2 separate regions of the Homo sapiens genome follow, and region 1 is linked to region 2. Evidence: chromatin contacts called from ENCODE Hi-C data. All regions are on one chromosome and are shown on one strand. The core of a region is the stretch at or near the end of the contact, and the rest is flanking DNA. Distances in the headings are between cores, read along the strand shown. Region 1 overlaps ADAMTS17 (ADAM metallopeptidase with thrombospondin type 1 motif 17). Region 2 holds the start of ADAMTS17 (ADAM metallopeptidase with thrombospondin type 1 motif 17).

Region 1 (4,880 bases), core at 2,093-4,592, 140 kb before region 2:
CTTTCCTTCAGAGAAACATAAAACAGACACCTACTCTAGGAAAAAGAACAACCCTCAGGCCACAGTTTGAGCGTCGTCTGGCTTTCTGCCGCTTGAGGCTTCCTACAGATGGTCACAACCTGGGGCCAGCCACTCAACAACCCCTCTGACGCTCTGTTTCCTCATCTGAACAACCAGGAGGTTGCCTCGGACTCTCCTTAAGGCAAGCTCTAAGGTTCTATGGTTATTTCATCCTAAAGAGAAGAATCGCTGTGTGCAAAGACTCTCATCCACAGCTGTTAATTCTTCAAAACTAAGACACTAAATTCTACAATCAGAAAGTTGGACTTTAGAATTGGCAGAAAAAGACATGGAAAGTCAACAGTATAAAGATGCATCCCATTATGTGAATAATAGACTTAGAGTGAATCAAAGATCATGCTCGTCCCGGAAAGGAAGTACAATTAAATAAGGACATCCTGAGAGGAACCTCTTCTTTCTAGTCTGTTGGCTTTAAGAATAGATGTGCACATCAAATTAACATTTCAACTCTCCAAGCCAATCGGTGCAGTCATCTCGTGGGGTCTCTGAGGGTTTGGACCCTAGTGTACTGACCTGGGTCCTTTATTGCAGATGCAGCAAAGGCATAGAGCAGCACTGTTTTAGAACTTACAGAATTCAAGTGAAAAATCTGCACTCAAAAAGGACTGAAAGAAAACAGGACGACACAGAGTCTGATACTTACTTGTGGCCCAGCTCATGGGCGATGGTAAAGGCCAAATTGAGACCATTGTCTTCGGCAAGCACACACTTCCTCTTAGCACTGCACACACCTCCTAAGTAAGCAATTCCTGCAGCAGAGACACAAAACACATCCTCTTCAGAACGTGGGAGGCCCTGGTCTCACCGGGCAAGTCCGCACGGTCAACGTCATGCACAATCAAGGCAGGCACACGGCAACAATGGTGACTATGAGCCTCAGCCCACCTGGGAAGGGTTTGTGTATGATGCTTTTGTGTTCACCCAATAAAACAATAACCACCGCAAGCATCCATCAGGCATCTAATACGCGTCGGGGGTGTGCTGAGTAGAGTACCCATAGCACCTAACTTAATCCCCGTGACCCAGGATGAGGGAAACTGAGGTTTGGAAAGGAAAGGTAACTCTCCCAAGGTCACCTGGATGGGCACTCCATGCTGCGATCCTACGCCAGATCTGTCTAACTTCAGCGCCTAGGGCTGGGACCAGGTGAGCCAGCCAGGTAAGACACCGAGGGTGCAAGGTTTAAGAGGCCCTGACTCCCCTCAGGCGATGCCCCTGCACCCGCACACCCTGAGAGGGAGCGCCTCCTCACAATGCGCATCCCGGGCGTGAGCCGGGGTCTGTGCTGGGTCTCGTGGACAGCACGCCCCGGAAGGCTGCACAGAATGTTCTGAAAAATGCTTCAGGAGCCCTTGAGAGAGGAAGACCCAGAGGAAGCGGAGCCAGCGCTGGGAGAGCCAGGGTCTTGAAGTCCTCAGTGAGCACCAGCCCACAAGCCAAACGTGTGTCTCCACACACACATGCTCGCACCTAAGGATCTCACCCTAACACAGGAAACCTGAACCACACACACCAGGAGAAACGCAATGCAGGGCAGTGGAGGCCGCATCCCAAGGATGGGTGGTGTTGGTGGGACGGCAGGCCAGCCACTGCAGGAGGGGCAGGTGTTTTCCAGGGGAAGAATGTGGCTTTGGCAGAGGGACGCATAGGATGACATGGAGCCCTTGGGTGCCGGCCCCTCTGGGGAATGCTGGGAGGGCAGCCACAGCAGGGGTGGGGAGGGCGAGCCCATGCCGGCCGCACTTCTGGGGGCTGACTCTCCAGGGCTCCCCACCACAGTACTCCCCGCACCCAGGAAAGACATGTCTCGCCCCGCAGGGACCACAGGGCTTATCTCAACAGGGCTCGCTAGGAAACCTGACATCCGCCCTCCCGTGGGCGTTTAACCCCGAAGGCAGTTCCTCGATATGCCCCTGTGTGACACGCAAGCGGATGGTGGCATGGGGTGGCTATAGGAGCTCAGTGCTCCCCTGGCTGTGCAGTCACATTGGGGGTTGGTGGGCAGTGGCTCTGCTGGCATAGCGCCATGGGGCGGATGACGGCTAAATACAGCTGGACTCTGCCCGTCAACTCCATGCCCTGGATGGGCTGTGGCCACCAGGAAGGAGCACTTGCTCTCCCCCATGGGCTGTCCCTCTGTCGAGCTGCACCTGCTCTCCCCCATGGGCTGTCCCTCTGTCGAACTGCACCTGCTCTCCATGGGCTGTCCCTCTGTCGAGCTGCACCTGCTCTCCCCCATGGCTGTCCCTCTGTCGAGCTGCACATTGCTCCTTTCCAAGGGCTCCTTCCATGAACTTGCCTGAGGTGTCTCAGGAGGGAAGGAGTTGGCAGAGGGCAGGAGAGAATGGGACAGGGGAACCATTTCATTAAAAATGACCCCTCCTTCCTGCCCCCAAAGAGCTAAACCAACATCCTCTTTGCTGATGTCCAAATCAAACTGGTGCAGAGTTCAGCCATACACAGGGTGGTCCCTCTGATGTGGTGTGGCTCTGTGTCCCCACCCAAATCTCATCTCAAATTGTAATCCCCATGTGTCAGGGAGGGACCGGGTGGGAAGTGATTGGATCATGGGAACAGTTTCCCCCACGCCGTTCTTGGGACAGTGAGTTAGTTCTCATGAGAGCTGATGGTTTTAGGAGTGTTTGGTAGTTCTTCCCCTCCCCCCTCTCTCCTGCTGCACTGTGAAGAAGGTGTCTGCTTCCCTTTCCCCTTCAGCCATGATTATAAGTTTCCTGAGGCCTCCCCAGCCATGCAGAACTGAGAGTCAATTAAACCTCTTTCCTTTATAAACTACCCAGTCTCAGGTAGTATCTTTATAGCAGCATGAAAACAGACTAATACATCCTCCTTCCTCATCCGCTCCAAAAGGCGCAGAGGAAGCTCACATGGCCTGGCTCCGCAGAGGTGCGGCTCCAGGGCTCATGTTTCACACACTGGGCCCAGGTACCTCATTGTGGGTCTATTTTTATTTGGAAACATGCAATGTGCTTAGTTAAAAATAAATAAAGAACAAATTAAATGTTATTTTGCCTCAAGATGGTTTTGTGGCCACGTGGATGTCACAACCCAGCAATGCAGACTATTAAAAAAAACAACACGACAACCAGAAAGGATGTGATGTGGTTTCTCGGTGCCTTCAAGGTCATTATTCTGGGTTTTGTTTAAAAATGTTTTGTGGGTTGCTTTTACAAGTCTACCAGTGAGTAGATGGAATACTGCTACACAGCCCTGATGGTATGTGCACGCGGCCCACGTGGGTGCACGCACACGCTCAGACACACACCCAGCAGTGCCCGCCCAGCCCTGGCTGCAGCCCCTCTGGGTCAATGAATCAATTAGAAACAATCAGATCTGCACGCCCTGGAGAAGTTGCCTGGTGAGGGGGAAGGGAGACATAATAAGGCCAGATGTGCTGAGCTTCCTGTCCTGAGTGTGCCCACCACGGGCTCTGATGCAGAACCGGCAGACCTCAAATGCCACACAAACACATCCCCCCTGGCCTCAGCCACACTCAGCACTCGGAGAAGGCAGCCCTGACTTTCCACTCTAATTAGGTAACGTGCAATGCTAGTGGAACAGTGAAGCAAGGAGCCTTCCAATAATTGCATTTTAATTTTTCCAAGGTGCAGATGATTTTTTTTTAACTAGAAAACAAAGAATCAGTTTATTTACAAGAAATGCTCTTGCACAAAGGTGGATCAAGGTCGAGTGCTTTTAATGATTTATTCCAGTCGTGACCAGCCTGGTCATAAAACTGAGCAAGGAAAAACACATAAAAGAAACAGCTCCTGATAACAGAGCACAAGACCTGTGTGTTTATGAGAGATGAGGTGGAAATGCTTAGAATGCACAAAACAAAGTCTGGAGAAAATCCCAGGTTGTTGTAAAATAAGAGCTGTGGGGGGAGTAAACAGTAATTAAGCCATCCAGCTTCGCAGAAAACAAAGCCCACCACTATTCCATGTTTCTAAAAAGAAACTGCAGTCTAGGGAAGACAGAGCCCTGGAGACTCAGAGATACCCCCACCGTCTCAGGCTGCAGAAGGCACCAAGCTGGGAAAACCCGCCAAATCCCCATATGCTGGTGCTTGTCAAGAAATGAGGAAAAACCAGTTTTCTCTGTATTGATTTATTAAAAACTGAGGTCTGTGACAAAGCTCTGCTAATTTCAGTGCTGACACTGTGGAACCTTCTGAGTTAACTGGAATTGCCTTATGCTGGGGAGAGGCTTTTAGACCCTGCAGTGGTGCTTTCACATCCAGCCTTCTATGATTTAAAATTCTCCACAGATCACAGAACTTATTTAAAAATTTTTAAAAACATCAATTCCACATGTTTGCATAGTTTCTCGTAACAAAACGGAGGCAGAAAGGCAACTGGAATTTATTAGTCGTGCCTCTAATGGGCTTGACTGCTCTGAACACTCGACCCTCCCTTGCTTGGCAGGCATGACTGGTCCCATTTTATAGATGGGGAAACAGAGGCTCCACTACACCCCTGACAACAAGCGTGTGCTTGTGTCCTAAATGGTGGCTCACTCCAACTCTACTATACCCCTGACAACAAACACACTCTTGAAAAAATCTGAAACACAGAGGGTAAAAATGAAGGGGTGTGGGCCAGGTGCGGTGGCTCATGCCTGTAATCCCAGCACTTTGGGAGGCTGAGCTGGGAGGATCGCCTGAGGTCAGGAGTTCAAGACCAGCCTGGCCAACATGGTGAAACCCTGTCTCTACTAAAAATACAAAATTGGTTGGGTGTGGTGGCCCACGCCTGTAATCCCAGCACTTTGGGAGACCG
Region 2 (4,700 bases), core at 1,572-4,071:
CTTTATCTAAAGCACAGCACCCTCACATGGTGCTAAAGGGAAGGACAGTCTTGCCGAGAAGCTGGCTGAGATGCCATCTATGACAGGGCCCAGCCCTCATTCTGCAAGGATTTTAAATCAATGTTATCCAGCTTTCCACCTCGGCGCCTTCACAGATAGCTCCTTGCTGGAAACTTTACACCAAGAAGTATAAACTCTGACCTCTACAGAAACTCACTAAACCGCAGCAAATGGGATTCAGATGTTTCCATGTACAGTACAATGATGTGACTTAGACTTTAAACACTTTGGCAAAAACAGGAAAAATGATGTGGCCCTTCCAGTCCCTCCCAGAACATGATACAGCCTTGACCCGAGCCCTACAGTGATCTGAGCCTTTCTCACTCCTACTTAAGCCTCCTTGCCTACAACCCACATTCCCCGCCCCAGGTCCACATTCCCCGCCCCAGGTCCACATTCCCCGCCCCAGGTCCACATTCCCCGCCCCAGGTCCACATTCCCCGCCCCAGGTCCACATTCCCCGCCCCAGGTCCACATTAGCTCCTTCCTACCAGGCCCCCTCCAAGGGTCTATATCACTTTCCTTGTTTCACCAAAGTTGCCTATTTTTCCCAGCTGAGCAAAAGTCTATCATACCCTAATCAGAACTCAGAAAATTCCTGAAAGGAGAGCCAGACTGATCTAGGAAACTACACACAGAGATACCCGCAGGACTGGGAAGAAAGAGAGGTCTCACATAAGACCTTGCACCCCCAGCCTTCTAGCTTCGTAGATTCTCGAGGACTCGCCACAGACTCTGTGAGTAAGGGCTGGAGAATTCTAGATGGTGGCACAAGAAAAGGTGGAGGTGTGGGGAGCAGTTTCTTGTGCCTGGGAAGGACAGACACAAACTAATATCAGAAACTGCCTCCCCAGAGGCCAGTCATGACAGAAGACAGAGAACCCCTGCGGTTCATGCTCTGGGTCCATACCAAGCTTCGCTGGGGGCAGCCCATCTGCCGGCCATGTGTGCGGCTTTCGGGGCACGATGGAGAAGCTGAGTGCTCGTCTGGGCGCCAGTGTAGCCACATGATCAAGTGTGCGCGCAGGCAGGGCAAGTGCACACAAGAACCCCCCCTCCCCCTGGGAGCACCTGTTCCGGGTGCCTCAAATGCAACAGGCCAGGAACTTCGGGGCAGGGAAGTTACTGCCACAGCAAGGGAGCTCCTGGGGGCAGGAATAGGGTTTATCACCAATGTAAACACCCCTCAGGCCTGGTTGGGGGTGGGCACCAGATAAATGCCTACTAATAGTATAAGGAAGCAAAGACAAACACCCTTTCTCTCCTGTTTCTTACGTTTCAGCTAGGAAGAGTGGGGTGAGCCGTGGCCTGTCTGGGTACCTCTCCAAACTTCCTGTTCCAGGTACAGAGAGAAGACTCAAAAGGAAGGGAGGTGAATGCCCACTCCCCCACCTCCAAGTCCAAGAACATAACACCTACACGTACACAGGTACTCCCGTGACATACACTTTGACACGGCGGTGCAGATGCAGTGTTCTCTACATTGGGGCCAAGGCGCCTCTGTCCAGGGCCCTGACAGTTTCATCCCTGCCAGATCTGCGCTCCCTAGAGCGGGCGGCGTATACCCCACGCAACCCCAGCTCCGCGCGGGTTCCACGGGCTGCAGAGGCGCTGGACTGGGATGCTGCCCCTCCCACCCCCTTTGCCTATAGAGGGTACCGAAGGCCGGGGTGGGGGATGGGGAGAGGTGGAAAGGCAGGGGGTTCCCTCCGGTTCCCCTGGAGGCTGGACTTCCAGCAGAGGCGCCCCACCCCCACCCTCCACGGCGACCACTCTGCGTCGCAACAGACCGGACGGGCCGACCCGGAGGTGGCGCGGGCAGTACCAGGCCGCCGGCGGCGCCGCAGGCGCTGAGCGAGACGAGGGAGCCGGGGTGGCCGAGCACACGGCCCGAGTAGAAGCACAGCTCGGCGGGGCGGCCGCGGCGCCGGGCCGCGCCCGCCTCCTCCACCTCGAAGCCTCGGGACAGGAAGCGCAGGTCGCGGCGCAGCTGAAGGTACAGGTCGCGCCCGAAGGCCGGCAGGTGCAGCAGCAGGGCGCGCTCTCCGGGCCGGGCGCGCGGGGCGGCTGGGGGCGTGCGGGGGCGTCGCCGCCGTCGGGGCCCGGGGGCTGCGGGCAGCGGCGGCAGGTGCACGTCGTCGGGGCGCACCCGCCACGGGAGCACCACCTCCACGTCGGCCGCCGCGTCGCCGACAGCTGCGGGGAGAGAGGAGACGCGTCAGCGCGGCGGGGCCCGCCCGGACGCCCGCCCTCCCGCTGGCCGCCAGCCGCGCCAGCGCGGGGACAGCGCGACCCGGAGCCGGCGCTGCCTTCCCTTCCCTCGCCCGGCACCTCCACGCTGGCCCGCGCCACCCGGGGAGGGTCTCCGGCGCAGCCGCGCGAGCACCTCCCGGAACGGCGCCGCGCATCGGCGAGCGGAGACCCGGCGGCGGCGCGCCTGCCACGGAGCCACCCGATTCCCGTACTCCGGCCGCGGCCCGCGCCTCCTCCGCTCGGGCGCCGTCAGCGGTCCCGCCGCCGCCCCCGGGCCGCCAGGACGCCGCGAGAACGCAGAGGGAAGGTAGCCGCAGGACGCGGGGTGAAGAGGGCTGTGGGAGGGGGCGCTACCTGTGCCCGGGTCCAGTCCCCAAACCAGCAGCAGCAGCACGGGCAGGACGAGCGGAGGCAGCAGGGCGCCGTCACACATGGTACCCGGGACCGGCAGCCCCCCCGGACCGTGGCGGCGAAGCAGGAGCGCGCTAGGCGGCGGCGCCAGCCGGAGTGAAGCCCTCCAGCCTTTGGAAAAAGTAATTAGCGCTGCGGACAAACCCAACGTGGTAAACCCCAAGCCCCGCCTTCCCCTCGGAAGGCGGGAGGGGATTGGGCCCTCGCTTTCCTCCGCCCCGCCTCCTCCTTCCCTACTGGTTGGGATGGGTCGAAACCACAGTGCGTAGTTAGGTTGTCAGCGCTTTCTTACACGTGGTTTCTGGGCAGTGGCGGGGACACGGCACCAGGTGGCGCGCGGGAGCCGACCGGAGCCGTGGGACCCTGGAAGAGCTGGAGGATGCGGGGCTGGTCTTCAGAGCTTGTCCTCATTTTGGAACTCTCTCAGCCTGCTGCCCAGTTTCCCGGGAAGGTAGGGCGGAAATCGCCCCGGCCAAGCGGTTTCATCCAAAACTGCATATAATCTTTACATCTGAAGTTAGGTTTTAGTTGTTTGTGGCCGCAAAGACTCCCAGTCCACTTTCCCGCACACCTGAGTTAGCACCTGAAGGCTATATCCGCGGCGTTTATCCAAACTCTTCACACCTCCTGTCTTCTTTAATCCCACAGGAGCCAGTGCAACACGCATGCTCACACCCTCTTACAGACTGAAAAACTGAGGAAGAGAGAGAGCTTAAGGAAAAACGCTGAAGTTACCCAGAGAGTTCCTGTTGGAGCAGAGGCTAGAATTTGTGATCCTGATTTCTGGCTTGGTGCTTCTTATTAACAGCAGGATCCCCCCGCCCCGAGGGAAGCAGGACTCAGTGTTACAGGTTAGGAAACGGAGGCACAAAGTCCCAAAGCCTAGCCTTGAACGTGAGTCTCCCAGAAACAGAATGAGTTGATCCTTTCCTGCCACAATATAACTGAGGTCTGCAGGGAAGGTGACTCCATTAGCTTGCTGAATAGCATCTTGTAGAGGCTCATGCCTGTAATCCCAGCACTTTGGGAGGCCAAGGCGGGCGGGTCACGAAGTCAGGGGTTCCAGACTAGCCTGGCCAATATGGTGAAACCCTGTCTCTACTAAAAATACAAAAATTAGCCAGGCGTGATGGCGCACACCTGTAGTCCCAGCTACTCGGGAGGCTAAGGCAGAAGAATCGCTTGAACCCGGGGGGTGGAGGTTGCAGTGAGCCGAGATTGTGCCACTGCACTCCAGCCTGGGCAACAGAGCAAGACTCCATCTCAAAAAAACAAAACAAAACCAAACAAAACAAAAAAAACAATTAAGTGTAACCATAACCAATCTCAGGTTTCCCGTCCCTTCCCTGTCCTGCTCTTTTCCATTTTATCATAGCAGAAAGGTTATAGTTCCCCGCTGGATGCTGCTTGAAGCCTCGGAATCTAAATTCATCACAGGATTACATATCATCTGAAGGAATCTATAACACTGGCCACCTTCCCCGAAATATAATGAACCCCAAGGCTGAACAGTGACCCTCCACAGAGGCTTGCCACAAAAGGGGCTGCCCTCACTGCTTGGCACCTACAGTTCTGGGGGCATCTGCACAGGTCCTGCTCTTGGCCAGGCCTGGGGCTGTGTTTCTCCCCCTTGCCTCTGTCCAGGTCAACAACCTCAGATGACTGACAGCTCAGTAGCATTTTCTGGCAGCACAAGAAACCTTGGTGATTGAGGTGATGGACACCTCATTTACCCTGATGGGATTATTACTCATTGTATGGCCATATCAAAAAATTTCATGTATATACATTTTGTAAACATATACACCTACTACGTACTCACAAAATATTAATTTTTTTAAAGATATCACAGTAAGTTTCTTAGTGAATCTTTTTGTCAAAAAGAGCCATTTCTAAGGCCTGCCACTGAAAACCATGGAGTATGGGCCACACCACCTCACAAGCGCAAGTCAGCCTGAAGTAGCCATCACCAACCT

The links. Hi-C counts contacts between places; a loop is a spot of excess contacts on that map. Pooled maps may share reads with other maps.
Region 1: a loop to region 2 is called in a map of OCI-LY7, with 2.5 times the contacts of the local background. The contact joins the enhancer-like site here to the promoter of ADAMTS17 in region 2. A Hi-C loop is called at or near these places in 12 of 168 maps with a recorded cell type or tissue (Caco-2, OCI-LY7, adrenal gland and 8 more) and 16 of 50 pooled maps.

The regions. Positions count from the first base shown.
Region 1 is chr15:100,198,594-100,203,473 of GRCh38, forward strand. ADAMTS17 (ADAM metallopeptidase with thrombospondin type 1 motif 17) reads right to left here. Exons shown (of 22, transcript NM_139057.4): 8 at 725-830. Among named protein-coding and RNA genes, the nearest start is that of ADAMTS17, 140 kb to the right of the region's middle. RefSeq lists enhancers at 1,057-1,823, 1,824-2,589, 3,361-3,898. Within about 2 kb of position 3,343, at least 5 of the 41 ENCODE cell types and tissues checked have a DNase peak (open chromatin) inside an H3K27ac peak, as active enhancers do; they include OCI-LY7, adrenal gland and body of pancreas, where a contact is called at or near this core.
Region 2 is chr15:100,339,154-100,343,853 of GRCh38, forward strand. ADAMTS17 (ADAM metallopeptidase with thrombospondin type 1 motif 17) reads right to left here and starts at 2,822. Exons shown (of 22, transcript NM_139057.4): 1 at 2,668-2,822; 2 at 1,886-2,256. The coding sequence starts at 2,746. RefSeq lists an enhancer at 1,156-1,674.